Linked DNA regions of Homo sapiens: region 2 is linked to region 1. Evidence: read pairs that join two places in POLR2A ChIA-PET (ENCODE). Cell type or tissue: A673. All regions are shown on one strand. Links, peaks and the distances in the headings refer to the core of each region. The heading gives the core; the rest is flanking DNA. Region 1 overlaps PIGL (phosphatidylinositol glycan anchor biosynthesis class L). Region 2 overlaps SREBF1 (sterol regulatory element binding transcription factor 1).

Region 1 (4,385 bases), core at 118-4,117:
CCTGACCTCGTGATCCACCCACCTTGGCCTTCCAAAGTGCTGGGATTACAGGCGTGAGCCACTGCGCCAGGCCGAAAGATTGCAATTTTATAAAACAGATTATGGGTTAAAAAGTGTATACATTGGGCAAAAGGGCAAAATATCCTAATGGGGCCCCTTCCCCTCAATATAGGAAAATATAAAATTTGATGCTGGGAAATTTCAAACAGATAAATGTAGAAAAAACTCCTTTTAGACTAACTATCTGAGTTGTTCTTTGCCTAAAGTTCAACCCTAATCAGCTCAAGGCCTGGGTCCAAGCATAGTTTCTGTCTTCTCTAATATAGTAACAATTCTACCCTAGATAAACATGTAAGTCAGTTTTTGGATGCTTCCTTAAGAGACAGTTGGTGAATGATAGTTGCCCCAGTTTTCTTTGTCTAGTCCCTCTTGCTGATAACTAGAACAGGAGAAGCCCTCTTGGTCTGTGAAGTAATCTTAGGTATGAAGCCAGACAGAGTAGAGTAATGAAAAAGGAGGAAACCAAGCTGCAAGGACTCTGGGGAGTGAGCCATCACACGGTCCCAGATAGCATCCCTCCTCCTACCACAGTTATTGTGGGTCATCTGCTATTTGCAGCAAAGCCAAATTCTCATTTATAGATGCCATAATTTTTTAAAGCCTCCCTATCATCAATTATTTAGGTTGTTTCCAATTTTTTAGTATTGTAAAAAGGTTGTAATGAGCATCCTTATCCATAACTCTGTATGCCTCTCTCAATATTTCTTTGTGATAAAATCATAAATGTAACTTCTGAGTCAATGGTGAAATGAAAAGCACATGCGTGGATCTCTCTTGTAAGAACTCTGCTATGAAGAGTAGATGGAAAGTGTGTTAACTTGCAAGGCATACAGCATCAAAGGAGTGTTTTTTTTTTTTTAAAGAGAAAGATTTGTACATTTTATAGGCTGAAACGAAAAACTAATAAGTACAATTTATATTAAGAGCTCCATTCCAGCCGGGCACATTGGTGCTGGCACTTTAGGAGGCTGAGGCGGGTGGATCACCTGACATCAGGAAATCGAGACCAGCCTGGCCAACACGGTGAAGCACATCTCTACTAAAAATCAAAAAATTAGCTGGGTGTGGTGGTGCGTGCCTGTAATCCCAGCTACTCAGGAGGCTGAGGCAGGAAGATCGCTTGAACCTGGGAGATGGAGGTTGCAGTGAGCCGAGATCATGTCACTGTACTCCAGCCTGGGTGACAGAGCAAGGCTCCATCTCAAAAAAAAAAAAAAAAAAAAGAGCTCCATTACTTTGAAAAATCTAAGGTGTTTTAATATTATCTACTTTTTAATCCTTTTTTAATTTTATAGCCATGGGGTCTTGCTATGTTGCCCAGGCTAGTCTTAAACTCCTGGTATCAAGTGATCCTCCTGCCTCAGCCCTATTTTCTTTTTTCTTTTTTTTTTGAGATTGAGTCTCACTCTCTTGCCCAGGCTGGAGTACAGTGGCACAATCTCAGCTCACTGCAACCTCCGCCTCCCAGATTCAAGTGATTCTTCTGCTTCAGCCTCCCGAGTAGCTGGGATTACAGGCACCCGCCATCATGCCTGGCTAATTTTTGTACTTTCGTAGAGAAGGGGTTTCACCATGTTGGCCAGGCTGGTCTCGAACTCCTGACCTCAGGTGACCCGCCCTCCTCTGCCTCCCAAAGTGCTGGGATTACAGGTGTGAGCCACTGCGCCCAGCCAAGTCCTATTTTCTTATCCTTGTAAGCTCCCTGAAAAATCCATATAATTTCTTTCTTTCTTTTTTTTTTTTTTTTTTGAGCCAGAGTCTCGCTCTGTTGCCCAGGCTATAGTGCAGTGGCACAATCTCAGCTCACTGCAAACTTCATCTCCTGAGTTCAAGCGATTCTCCTACTTCAGCCTCCTGAGTAGCTGGGACTACAGGTGCCCGCCACCACGCTCGACTAATTTTTGTATTTTTAATGAAAATGGGGTTTCACCATGTTGGCCAGGCTGTTCTCAAACTCCCGACCTCAAGTGATCCGCCCGCCTCAGCCTCCAAAGTGCTGGGATTACAGGCGCGAGCCACCACGCCCAGCCCCATATAATTTACTTCTTTTCACAGTTGGAAAGAACTGGTTAAAAGAGATTTACTTAGTACACATGGACTTATACAAGCACTAATGGGGCTGAGAATATAAAAGAATGCACATATGGTAAAGACCACAATTTTATCTTGTTAACTGACTCTCCTTGGAAATTACTTGTATGTAATTCAAAATCAATTTGAAAGCAGAAGTCAAGCCTCAAATAGTAGTCAAGCTTTACACTTAAAGAATATCTGGGGGCCACGTGTGGTGGCTCACACCTGTAATCTCAGCACTCTGGGAGGCCAAAGTGGGAGGATCACTTGAGCACAGGAGTTCAAGACCAGCCTGGGCAACATAGTGAGACCCTGTCTCAACAAATTAAAAAAAAAATTAGCTGAGAGTGGTGGCATGTGTGTGGTCCCAGCTACTTGGGAGGCTGAGGCAGGAGGATTGCCAGAGCCCCAGAGGTTAAGGCTCCAGTGAGCTGTGATCGCACCACTGTACTGCAACCTGGGTGAGAAACAGCAACAACAACAACAACAAAAAAGTCTGGGCTGGGCGCAGTAGCTCATGCCTGTAATCCTAGGACTTTGGGAGGCCAAGGAGGGAGAATTGCTTGGGCCAGGGCTTCAAGACCATTCTGAGCTACATCTCTACAAAAAATAAATTTAAAAAATTAGCCAGGTCAGTGGCATGCACCTGTAGTCCTAACTACTTGGGAGGCTGAGGCATAAGGATCACTTGAGCCTGGGAGATCAAGACTGCAGTGAACCATAACCACACCACTGCACCTGCAGCCTGGGCAGCAGAATGAGACCCTGTCTCAAAAGAGAGAGAAGGGAAGAGGAGTGGAGGAAGGGGAGATGAGGGGAGGGGAGGGGACAGATCACTCTTGTAATCCCAGGAGGGTGGATCACTTGAGGTCAAGAGCTCGAGACCAGCCTGGCCAACATGTGGAAACCCCATTTCTAATAAAAATACAATAATTAGCCGGGTGTGGTGGCGCATGCCTGTAGTCCCAGCTACTCGGGAGGCTGAGGCAGGAGAATCCCTTGAACCCAGGAGGCGGAGGTTGCAGTGAGCAACTGCATTCCAGCCTGGGCAACAGAGCAAGTCTCCGTCTCAAAAAAAAAAAATTAAAAAAAAGAGAAAAAAAAGAAGGCCGGGTGCTGTAGCTCACACCTGTAATCCCAGCACTTTGGGAGGCCAAGGTGGGCGGATCACCTGAGGTTGAGAGTTTGAGACCAGCCTGACCAACATGGAGAAACCCCATCTCTACTAAAAACACAAAATTAGCCGGGCTTAGTGGTGGGCGCCTGTAATCCCAGCTACTTGGGAGGGTGAGGCAGGAGAATCGCTTTAACCCAGGAGGTGGAGGTTGCAGTGAGCCAAGATCGTGCCACTGCACTCCAGCCTGGACAACAAGAGCGAAACTCTGTCTTTAAAAAAAGAAAAGAAAAGTCTGGCATTGCCCTGCCTATGTGACATAGGCATGAACCAGGCAATGGATTTGCTCCAGCAAAAGACAGGTATTCTGGCGCAATTCCCTTGCTACTTATGACTTTTCAAATCCAGACCTTTGCAGCTCTACAGGGAATGGTCATAAAGTTACTGAGCTTAGAGTTCCTAGAAACTTCCTTTCATTTTAAGCAAGGTCCTTTGTGACTTTTACTGCAATTTTAATCAAAGAGTATGGAAATTTCTCGGATGCTGATGTGCGTGGGTAAGTTTGCAAAGATGTAAAGCTGAGTTAAGTCTGCCTAAAACAGATGGATATGGAGGACTGAAGCCAAGTTTCCAGCCAGGTTTTATCCAAGTAAAGGAGAGATGACAAATCTGAAGAATGGAGTTGGATGAGATAGCATCATATACTGCTGGTGCAGGACGAAGATAACTAGAGATTGCATCAGGCAGTTGCTGAATCCTCCTTTGTTGACATACTGCTCTCCTTTCAGAATTCTAGTCCATAGGGTTTATCTCACCTGGCCCTCTCAGCTCAGAAATGATAAAAGGCAAGCTGTGAAATATCTGGTAAGGTTGTACCTTGCACCTAAACCTTCGAATACAGAGACCTGTGGTCTTTGCACTCCATCACTTTACATCTCAAATCAGAATTCCAGTCCATACAGTTTATCTCACCTGACCTTCTCAGCTCAAAAATTATAAAAGACAAGCTCTGAAATATCCGGTAAGGTTGTACCTTGCACCTAGACCTTTGAATACAGAGACCTGTGGTCTTTGCACTCCATCACTTTACATCTCAAATCAGTCAGGTGGTGTTTCCTGATAAGAAGCCAGCAAAAGA
Region 2 (4,385 bases), core at 95-4,094, 1.5 Mb before region 1:
GGAAACAGAGTTCTGGCCAAGAGCCTGGAACAGGGCCTCGGGGTCTCTTTCCTATGCCTGGACCCCGTCATGTCTGCTCTTTGTCTGTCGGACCCCAGATGTCTGCCAAGCCCCGTCAGAGGCTGCTTCCCAGAAAGCCCTTCTGGGTGTCACCTTGCCCCGAGCAGTGCGTTCTCAGAGTTCTCCCGCCCTGATGTCCCTCCCAGCATGCCCAGCCCAGCCACAACAGGGCCTTGCTTCTAGTCATGTGTCTGGCTGTTTGCTGGGTCCAGGCCAGCCCTGGTAGGGCACAATGGGGGCCCGCTCTGCCACCCCATACCTCTCCCCAGGATATCTCATGCCCCAGTTCTCTCCCTAGTTCCACCAAGCACTGGCACTCCTTAGAAAACACAGCTCTAGACTAGTTACTGCCCTAGCTTACAGCACAGAACTCCCCTGGTCTCCAACCATTCATGGCTCCCTAGTGCTCCAAGATAAAGTTCCCTTGTCTCAGCCGGGTTGGGAGTTACCTTCTGCCCAACATTCACCTAGCTGGACACAAACATCCTGAGTGACCCGGTCAGCTCCAGGCAGGAGTCACTGCCAGCAGAGGCCTGGGATCTGGACTTTGCCTGCTGACAGGTGGAGCCCAGGCCGGCCAGAGGAAGTGCCTCTGACCTTGTCTCCTAGCAGCCACGGGCCATGTGGACATGCCTTTTGACCCTGGGCACTGACAGTGTGTGACAGCCTGCACCATGTGCTCCACAGGGGCGGCTGTGTGTGTCGGGGGTGAGGTGGGGAAAGCCTTAACTGGCTCAGGGGTGAGAGGTCAGGGAGCCATTGAGACTGGCTCCAGGTGTGGGTCCCCTGCTGGGTTGGGGCTTGTGGGAGGTGGGACGGGGCTGGGGGTCCATCCCCCTAGGGGGAATTTGTGGCCTACCCCGAACCCTGTTTGAGCTCCTTTCCTAACTGACTCCCCGTCCCTGCACCTGTCTCCCAGCAGGCCTTGCCTCTGCATGCTGCCCCTGCCAGGCTCTGGGGTCCCTGTGCTCCCTGCAGCTAGAAGGCTGGGATCAGGGGTCTTAACAAGCAGCCCTACTGTATGACCTTGGACAAGTCCAAGAACCTTCAGGTTCTTAACAATGTAAAGGGAGCAGTACTAAAAGCAGCTTCTTGGAATTGTGGGGATCCGATGAGTGAAGGCTTAAGCAGTGCATGGCACATAGTAGGCCCTGAACCAATGCCAGTTAGTGTTATTATTATCACCATTTAGCCAGATGCAGTGGCTCACGCCTATAATCTTATTGACTTTAGAGGCTGAGGTTGGAGGATTGCTTGAGACCAGGAGTTCAAGACCAGCCTGGGCAACATAGCAAGGCCCTGTTTGTTTTAGAGAAAACAAACAAATCACCATTTAGAGCACCTAACCAGTACCTGGCACGCGATAGGTTTAGCTCAACAAATGTTAGCAGCAATTACCCAAGGAGCCTGTGCTGGAAGTTTCTAGGATGTACCAGGCTATGGTTCCAAGTTCTGAGCATCTACCATGTGGTGGTCTGGAGTTGGTGAGAGACAGGATGGGGCTGACTAGGCCAGTGGGGAGCACCCCCCGCCATGGGGAACAAGCACCCTATCCTTGGCTTCCATGGAAGATAATTGATGCTGGGCACAGTGGCTCACGCCTGTAATCCCAGCACTTTGGGAGGCTGAGGCAGGGGGATCGCTTGAGTCTGGGAGTTCAAGACCAGCCTGGGCAACATTGTGAGACCCAAACTAAAAAAATTAGCTTGGCATGGTGGAGTGTGCCTGTCGTCCCAGCTACTCAGGAGGCTGAGGCTAAAGCTGGAGGATTGCTTGAGCCCAGGAGGTTGAGGCTGCAGTGAGCCATGATCATACCACTACACTCCAGCCTGGGCAACATAGTGAGGCCCTGTCTCAAAACAAACAAACAAAAAGAACCTGCTGAGGAAGCAGTGTTTCTGGCTGGGGGAGGACGGGCAGAGTGGCCATCTGGCCACAGATGGCGGTTTCTGTGCAAAACACATCAAGGCAGCCTTGGAAATGTGAGTGAAAGCACCTTCAAAGTTCTGGTCACAGCCTTGGGACTAAGCAAAGCCACCAAAAGTACATAAAAGACAATGACCATCACCCAGTGCCGGTGATGCTAGAAGGAAAGGGAATACGTTGTAGGGAAGGTTGTAAAGGGCTTTATCTTTTCCAGACTGGAGCCTGGCAGCTCGAAAACATCTTGCTGCCTTCATATGAGCTTTAAAACAAGCTGCAGAGAAACAACTCAAGAGGGAGAAATATATATATATATGTGTGTGTGTGTGTATGTGTGAGTGTGTGTGTGTGTGTGTATACATATATATATATATATATATATATATATATTTTTTTTTTTTTTTAAGATGGAGTCTCGTTCTGTCACCAGGCTGGAGTGCAGTGGTACAATCTCGGCTCACTGCAACCTCCGCCTCCTGGGTTCAAATGATTCTCCTGCGTCAGCCTCCCAAGCAGCTGGGACTATAGGCACATACCACCACGCCCAGCTAATTTTTGTATTTTTAGTAGAGGCTGGATTTCACCATGTTGGCCAGGATGGTTTTGATCTCCTGACCTCGTGATCTGCCTGCCTTAGCCTCCCAAAGTGTTGGGATTACAGGCGTGAGCCAGTTTGTTTTTAGAGACGGGGTCTTGCTCTGTCACCCAGGCTGGAATACCATGGCACAATCACAGCTCGCTGCAATGTTGAACTCCCGGGTTCAAGGGATCCTCCCACCTCAGCCTCCAGAGTAATGGAGACTACAGGCTCATGCCACCATGCCCAGCTATTTTTAAAACTTTGTAGAGATGGGGCCTTGCTACATTGCCCAGGCTGGTCTTGAACTCCTGGGCTCAAGTGATCTGCCTGCCTTTGCCTCCCAAAGTGCTGTTATTACAGGTGTGAGCCCCTGCGCCTAACCTTAGCACTGCCATTTTGACTGAAAACAGGTGCCCAGCAGCAGGGGCTACTCCCAGAATTGCCACTGCATCAGGCCCGTGGGTTGTTTTCAGCTGCCAGTGATAAGTATGTGCCCTGGGCCACCTCTCGGACAAGGTGTCTGAATTGGTGCCGACCAGCATCACATGTAATTGCCATCTCGCAGGTGCTGCTGAGGGTAATTCCGCACACCTGTAGCTCCGGGAAGAGCCTAGTGGGGAGGAGGAAACGTGGCTCTGAGGTTTATAGGGTCAGACGGTCAGTATGTTGGGAGCTGGCATGTGGAGGGGCACAGACAAGGGAAGAATGGGAGGTGGCATCAGAGCAAGTTTTGATGGAGGAATAGGAATTCACCAGGTGGAAAGGGCATTCCTGGTGGAGGGAACAGCCTGGCCTTCAATAGCTTGTGGTGTTCAGAAAGCAGGCAGGGAAAGGGAGGCCCAGGGAGACACCAGTTAGGGGATGGGGGTGGAGGCAGACGAGGGTGGAGGAAGCCATGGCTGGAGTCTGCACGGCCTCTGACTGGGGTCCCTGCTGTGGTCAGCCCTGTGCTGGGTGAGGCTGGGGTCACAGCTGGTTCAGGCCCTGACAGGAGGGGCCCCCAGCTGAGGCCCAGCCTCTAATTTGGCAGGGCAGGTGGATAGGTCTGGGGGGGTGGTGGTTAGGAAGCCTCCAGGAGGAGGCAGTGCCGGAGCTGAGCCTTAAAGAGCTTCGTGTTGTCCTCTCTGTCTTTGCACTCTGCACACACTCACTGAACTGCGACAAATGAGGATAGCTGGTCAGGGCAGAGGCAGGCCGGAGTTGGGGCTCACTGCTGTCCCCCACAGGCTGGGGCTGAAGGGCAGGCTCTGGGGCCGCAGAATGGGGTTTGTGTACCAGATTCTTCATATGGCAGCTGTGGGACTTTGGGCACGAGGCCTCCGTCTGAGCCTTAGTTTCCTCAAGAGGACCTGCGCCCAGGTGCACCTGGGGCTCCAGCCATGGGTGCGTCCCATTCCGGGAAGAGCTGGCACACACTTGTGCCCCCGGGGCAGCCATGAGTGCACAAAGGGCAGCCTGTGCCACTGCTGGATACACGACCAGCTGAGAACACGAGGACCGCCGACTCCAGTTAGGAGGATCAAGGAAGTGCCTGGTGGGAGCAGAACAGCAGGTGGGGTGCAGCCCAGCTCCCTGGAGGGATGGTGGGCACCCATCCTCACCCTGCTGCCTCCATTAGCAGGCCGAGAGGGTGTGCTCTGGAATCCCATGAGCACCTGTGCCACATCCTCCCCTGTGGCTGACCCTTCTTCACAGTTGGTGCAGCTTTGTGGTCTGTAGTGCAGGGATCAATTGGCAAATCCCTTTCCCACCCATTCCCTGGAGAATTGGGGTCCTTGGCTCAGATGACAGACCAACCTGAGTTGGAATCCCAGCTCCTTGG

What was found. ChIA-PET counts read pairs that join two places held together with the same protein. Peaks named below come from ENCODE experiments on the same cell type or tissue, not always from the same donor. Only the 100,000 strongest peaks of a DNase experiment are listed, where the experiment ranks them.
Region 2: POLR2A ChIA-PET joins it to region 1 with 9 read pairs; 2 of 35 experiments call an interaction of 5 or more read pairs at or near these places.

The regions. Positions count from the first base shown.
Region 1 is chr17:16,288,931-16,293,315 of GRCh38, reverse strand. All of the region lies in intron 2 of PIGL (phosphatidylinositol glycan anchor biosynthesis class L), which reads right to left. Among named protein-coding and RNA genes, the nearest start is that of MIR1288, 9.1 kb to the right of the region's middle. In A673, for the core only: no CTCF peak of the experiment used is centred there; no DNase peak of the experiment used is centred there.
Region 2 is chr17:17,827,194-17,831,578 of GRCh38, reverse strand. All of the region lies in intron 1 of SREBF1 (sterol regulatory element binding transcription factor 1), which reads left to right. Among named protein-coding and RNA genes, the nearest start is that of SREBF1, 7.6 kb to the left of the region's middle. RefSeq lists enhancers at 1-462, 463-1,211, 2,989-3,710, 3,711-4,385. In A673, for the core only: a CTCF peak has its summit at 3,670 (motif pointing right); no DNase peak of the experiment used is centred there; H3K27ac peaks cover 3,458 bases.